Regions from separate parts of the Homo sapiens genome. Here region 2 is linked to region 1. A link is an interaction called in ENCODE POLR2A ChIA-PET data of the cell type or tissue named here. Cell type or tissue: CD4-positive, alpha-beta T cell. All regions are shown on one strand. Links, peaks and the distances in the headings refer to the core of each region. The heading gives the core; the rest is flanking DNA.

Evidence for each region. Peaks named below come from ENCODE experiments on the same cell type or tissue, not always from the same donor. Only the 100,000 strongest peaks of a DNase experiment are listed, where the experiment ranks them.
Region 2: POLR2A ChIA-PET joins it to region 1 with 6 read pairs; 7 of 35 experiments call an interaction of 5 or more read pairs at or near these places.

The regions. Positions count from the first base shown.
Region 1 is chr1:9,729,070-9,731,968 of GRCh38, forward strand. It overlaps CLSTN1 (calsyntenin 1), which reads right to left. Exons shown (of 19, transcript NM_001009566.3): 17 at 2,692-2,827; 18 at 2,137-2,321; 19 at 1-1,636. The coding sequence ends at 1,439. PIK3CD (phosphatidylinositol-4,5-bisphosphate 3-kinase catalytic subunit delta) reads left to right here. Exons shown (of 24, transcript NM_005026.5): 24 at 1-45. Among named protein-coding and RNA genes, the nearest start is that of PIK3CD-AS2, 43 kb to the left of the region's middle. In CD4-positive, alpha-beta T cell, for the core only: no CTCF peak of the experiment used is centred there; DNase peaks (open chromatin) are centred at 362, 1,332, 1,672 and 2,202; H3K4me3 peaks cover 225 bases; H3K27ac peaks cover 455 bases.
Region 2 is chr1:9,673,620-9,676,518 of GRCh38, forward strand. All of the region lies in intron 1 of PIK3CD (phosphatidylinositol-4,5-bisphosphate 3-kinase catalytic subunit delta), which reads left to right. All of the region lies in intron 1 of PIK3CD-AS2 (PIK3CD antisense RNA 2), which reads right to left. Among named protein-coding and RNA genes, the nearest start is that of PIK3CD-AS2, 13 kb to the right of the region's middle. In CD4-positive, alpha-beta T cell, for the core only: no CTCF peak of the experiment used is centred there; no DNase peak of the experiment used is centred there.

The DNA.
Region 1 (2,899 bases), core at 295-2,794:
CTATCATGAGTATACACATCTGCGAAGGGAAACCGCGCGGCGACAGCGTGAGGACATCCCCTGGGCGTGAGCGTCTGTCCGCTGTCTAAACAGAGCAGCTACAGGGACGGGACATGGAGGATGGCCACACATAGCACAGCCACCAGTGTCCTCAGAACTAGCAGTCAGGGTCACAGAACAGTATTCAAAATGATTGCCCACCTGTTTTAGAAATCTAAAATTTTACATGTAACTAAGAGCAAAGTGCTATGTGGGTTTTAGACCATGACTGTTTGTTTGCTCTCCTGCCCTACCACCAAGCAAAGCAGCAGGGCTCCTGGGGGAGAGGGATTTCAACCCCCCTGATGGCAGGGGGTGCTCTGGGGAGGAGAGAGGAGAGAACAGGCTGTTTTGGAAAATTCCAGCACTTTGACTTCGGGCCATGCGTCTCTCCTGGACGTTCTGAGTACGGATCGCTCAGGCCTCCTGCCGTCTCCAAAAGGAGTGGTCAGCCGGTCTGCAGGACACCTCTCAGTTTCTCCTTTTACCAGCAGGAAAATGTACATTTAAGCATAAACCACAAGGCTGCACACGGTGAGACCAGGCCACTGCCCAGGGAGCTGCTGTCGGAGGAGGAGTGTGGAAAAGGGGCCAGGGACCCCGCACCCCACACCAAATTAGGAACAGGTAGAATCCCAAAGGCAAGGCCCGGCCACTTGTAGCTACCCTGATCCAGTCTCTTGAGCAGCACAGCTAGAGGCCTGTGGCCCCCGACTCCCAGCCATACTCAGACCTGAGCAGGGGCTGGGGCGGGGCTGGGCGGGGTGGGCCTCTCCCTCTGGGGTCTGGGGAGGGAGGACCCGGCGGGAAGAGCCCGTGCTCAGAGCTCCGAACTTCACTTTACATTCCAGTCCCGGGTTACACTAGCACAAAGGACACAAGGAATCCGATTTATTTACAAAATATTAAAAAGTCAGTTAATCATCTACACAGTACCCCCCATCCTGCCATTATTTATACATGCACTAGTTTGGAAAAAATAAAAACTTTTTTTAAAAAAAGAAAAAAATGATTACCGGGTGGGAGTGAGCATGTTTTACCCTTTGTCAACGAGCCCAGCTGGCATGGCTTTTCTGGAGTGCGAGGGGCCAGTGTCCTCTCCCCGGGGGGAGACTCCAGACACAAACGCGGGGCCTGAGGCGCTGGGAGGCCCCTGTGCGAGCCGGATGGCGGCCAGAGAGGACGTGTCAGCTCCTCGTGGGACTGAAGAGCGCGACCAGGCAGAGGGTGGGCGGGGAGCCTAGGGTCCTACACACCAAGCACAGCGACGATCGTGGCGGGGAGGGGTCTGCACACCTACTGGCCGAAATGACTTTGTACATCGTGGACCCTTGGGACTGGGAGAACGGATGGCAGCAGAGTCTTCGAAAGCAGAAACCGAGGTGGCCGGGGGCACGGGTCAGTAGCTGAGGGTGGAGTCATCCCACTCCAGCTGCTGCTGCCGGGTTGCGTTCTGGGGGTCGCCCTGCTCCCCCTCCTCCTCCTCGCTGCTCTCCGACTCGGCGCTGGTGATGTCATCCTCTTCTTCGCCGTCCTCGCTTTCCTCTTCCTCTTCCTCTTCCTCCTCCTCCTCACTGCTGTGCTGGTCCTCATAGGTCTGGCAAGGAGAAGTGACGGCCACATGAGTCCGGCCCTGCCCACAGCCCCGTCACCTGGCATTCTCCTCTCGACAGCCACAGAGGAAGGAGAACTTGCCCCAGCGTCTCCCTCCCCAGCGACAGAGCAGCCAGGACGGCACCGGAAGTTATATTAGAAGTGAAGGGAAAACAAAGCTCCAGTCAGCACCCACGGAGTCACCCACATACAAAGCAGCTTGGGACAGCACCTCAGCTGCCCCACCAGAGAACTCTCTCAGGATTACCATGACCCAAGAGCGCCAAGCCCTGGCATGGCTCTTCTCTACACTTAAGGCAGAACGGCCTTGAATAAGGTCTCTCTCAGCCTCGGTTTACCCACGAAGACACCTAAGCCCCAGGCTTGCTGAGCAGATGACGCGATGGAAAGCATGTGAACCTGAAGGAGCCGCGCCGTACCGGCTTCTCGGAGGCCCTGGCCTGTGCTGCCTCTCAGTCCTGGAGGTCGCCCGCCCACTCCTACCTCCATGGGGTTGACGGTGATGGTCAGGGCAGAGTCGTCCCAGTCCATCTCGTTCTCCTTCCCGGTGTCCTGATCCCGCATGGTCCGCCGATGTGCGGCCCGGATCCGAAATACCCCCAGGATAATCATGAACACCAGGAAGCTGACGCACACCACGATCACAACTGTCGCAGTGCTGGGGACGACTGTGGGAGAATGAGGGGGCGGGATGCGAGGTCACTCGGCCCAGAAGGCCACTGTGCCCTTGACCTCCTCGGCTGTGCCTGGTCAAAACGGGCTGGACAGCACGCTTCAGCTGAACCCACAGGCCAGGAGGAAATACCAGGAAAAGCTCGCCATGGGCCTCCAACCTGGCTCGGCCACGTCCTGCTCCATGGCTGCGGGTGACATCATCTGCCCTCTTCGAGGGCTTTAGTTTCCTTGTGTGTGATGGGGAATAATTGGGACAGGGAAAGACCGGCGGTCATGCTGAGCAGGAGGCTGTGCCCACGGTGGGGTGGGGGCAGGGCGGACGGCATGGAGCATCTCCGCTTGGTCTCCCTCCCCATGTCCTACCTGCGAACGGGTGGGGGTTGGCCAGGTTGTGGCCTGACAGGTCAACAAAGGAGCGGTGTTCCGGGTGCACGAACTGTGGCTGGGCAGCCATGTGGTTGGCGTGTTCCATGGGGTTGGCCGTGTGGATTACATTCACCTATAGCAGAGAAAGAGAGGATCGCTGGAGACAGGCATCCTGAGCCTGTCCAAGAGGTGACAGTGGAGTCCC
Region 2 (2,899 bases), core at 223-2,722, 56 kb before region 1:
CTCGAACTCCTGGGCTCAAGCATTCCTCCCAGCTCAGCCTCCCGAAGTGCCGGAATTGCAGATGTGAGCCACAGCGCCCGGCCTTCCTTCTACATTTTAATAATTCCTGCTGAGATTTTACAGTTGTCTTGCCTGGTCTAATTCCATAATTCTACAGGAAGTTTGTTTTATTGGGTGACTTGTCTTTTACTAGGTTTCTGAAGCACTCAGCTTTGTTTTCTTCATGGAATCAGCTCCTTTCACACCCAGGGTGCACCCTCTTATGTAATAATTACATTATATGATTACACAGGTAAACAACTGCCATCCGATTGGAGCAGGCATGGCGACCTCTGTGGGCATGCAGAGACAGGAAGGAAGGCTCGACTCCATGGCACCCCGGGGGTGGTCAGCACGTAGAGGCCATTGGCCAGGGTGTTTGGTAAGGGCATGGAGAGCGCCATTCACCCCTGATTCTGCTAGGTAGGAGTCAGGGTAAGTCGTAGGGATCACAGAGCCTGGGCCAGAGGCAGGTTCAACTTAGAAATCCCTCCGGGACTAGGGGAAGCCCTCACTCTGAGAATGAGCACATGCTCCAGAAAGGGGGCATCAGGTAAAGTTTCTTTTCCCGTGGGTCCTGTCAGTAGCATTTGTACTTAGGAGCTTTGCCGTTTGCCAGCTGAAAGTTGCCATTTTCATTAACGTAGCTTGCCGTTTCTGTATCTAATAACAACAAACACTTTTGTAATATGTACCCTGTGCCAGGCAGTGTACTGGGCACTTTGAAAATACGAAGGTTGGCCGGGCGCGGTGGCTCATGCCTGTAACCCCAGCACTTTGGGAGGCCAAGGCGGGTAGATCACCTGAGGTCAGGAGTTCTAGACTGGTCAAGACCAGTCTGACCAATATGGTGAAACCTTGTCTCTACTAAAAATACAAAAATTAGCCGGGTGTGGTGGTGGGTGTCTGTAATCCCAGCTACTCGGGAGGCTGAGACAGGAGAATTGCTTGAACCGGAGAGGTGGAGGCTGCAGTGAGCTAAGATCATGCCACTGCACCACTCCAGCCTGGGCGACAGAGCGAGACTCCGTCTCAAAAAAAAAAAAAAAAAAGAAACAAAAAGAAAAGAGAGAAAAGGAAAATACTAAGCTAGCCGGACACTGTGGTTCATGCTTGTAATCCCAGCACTTTGGAAGGCTGAGGTGGGCAGATTGCTTGAACTCAGGAGTTTGAGACTAGCCTGGGCAACATGGCAAAACCCCATCTCTACAAAAAAATACAAAAATTAGCCAGGTATGATGATGCACACCTGTAGTCCCAGCTACTCCAGAGGCTGAGGTGGGAGGATCGCTGCTTGAGCCTGGGAGGCAGAGGTTGCAGCGAGCCGAGATTGCACCACTGCACTCTAGCCTGGGCAATGTAAAAAAAAAAAAAAAAAAGAGAGAGAGAGAAAGAAAGAAAGAAAGAAATGCTAAGCTAATTAGCCTTATGACAACCCTGTTTGAGGCCGGGCGCGGTGGCTCACACTTGTAATCCCAGCACTTTGGGAGGCCGAGGCGGGCGGATCACGAGGTCAGGAGATCGAGACCATCCTGGCTAACACGGTGAAACCCCGTCTCTACTAAAAATACAAAAAAATTAGCCGGGCGTGGTAGCGGGCGCCTGTAGTCCCAGCTACTCGGGAGGCTGAGGCAGGAGAATGGCGTGAACCTGGGAGGCGGAGCTTGCAGTGAGCCGAGATTGCGCCACTGCACTCCCACCTGGGCCACAGAGCGAGACTCCGTCTCAAAAAAAAAAAAAAAAAAAAAAAGACAACCCTGTTTGGTAAGTACTACTGTGATTCCCACTTTACAGATGGGGAAACTGAGGCACAGAAAGGGGAAGTAACTTACCTAAGTCTTACCCAGCCAGAAAGTGGCAGAGGCTGCTCCTAACCCTGCACCATGCTGCCTCCAAACACGGGCTTGTTCCCAGGAAGAAGTGCTGGGTTGGGGGAGGGGAGTCCAGATCCCAGGGAGGAGGACTCAGGAGGCCTCTGGGAGTCAGGCGGCTATGCAGGAGGGGCTTCCTGGCTCTTTTTCACTTGTCCCCTCACCCCCACCCCCCGTCCCCACCTTCCCAGGACTTAGTTGGACTTCCAGGCAGAGTTCCTTGTTTGTTTTTGTTTTGTTTTTTCCTTTTTTTAGAAACAGGGTCTCGCTGTGTCACCCAGTCTGGAGTGCAGTGCTGCGATCATAGTTTACTGCAACCTCAACCTCTTGGGCTCAAGCAATCCTCCTGCCTCAGCCTCCTGAGCAGTTAGGACTACTGTGTGCACCGCCACACCAAGCTAATTTTTTTTTTTTTTTTTGAGACGAAGTCTTGCTCTTGTCCCCCAGGCTGGAGTGCAATGGCACAGTCTCGGCCCACTGCAACCTCTACCTCCCGGGTTCAAGCGATTCTCCTGCCTCAGCCTCCCGAATAGCTGGGATTGCAGGTGCCCACCACCATGCCCAGCTAATTTTTGTATTTTTACTATACATGGGGTTTCACCATGTTGGCCAGGCTGGTCCTGAACTCCTGACCTCGTGATCCACCTGCCTTGGCATCCCAAAGTGCTGGGATTAGAGGTGTGAGCCACCGCACCCAGCCACACCAAGCTAATTTTTAGATTTTTTGTAGATATGGGGTCTTGCTAAGTTGCCCAGGCTGGTCTCAAACTCCTGGGCTCAAGTGATCCTCCCGCCTCAGCCCCCCATAGTGCGTAAGCCACCGTGCCCAGCCTAGTTCCTTGCTCTTGAAGGTCCTTGTGTCTGATGGAGTTGGCGTCTTGGACTCTGATCCTCTACAGCAAGAGTGGGCAGAAGGACGCAGCTCTGGTGCCTGGCCCTTCCCCAGTTGGCCTGGGGTGGTGCCCATTCTCCCCAATGCCAGGGGCAAG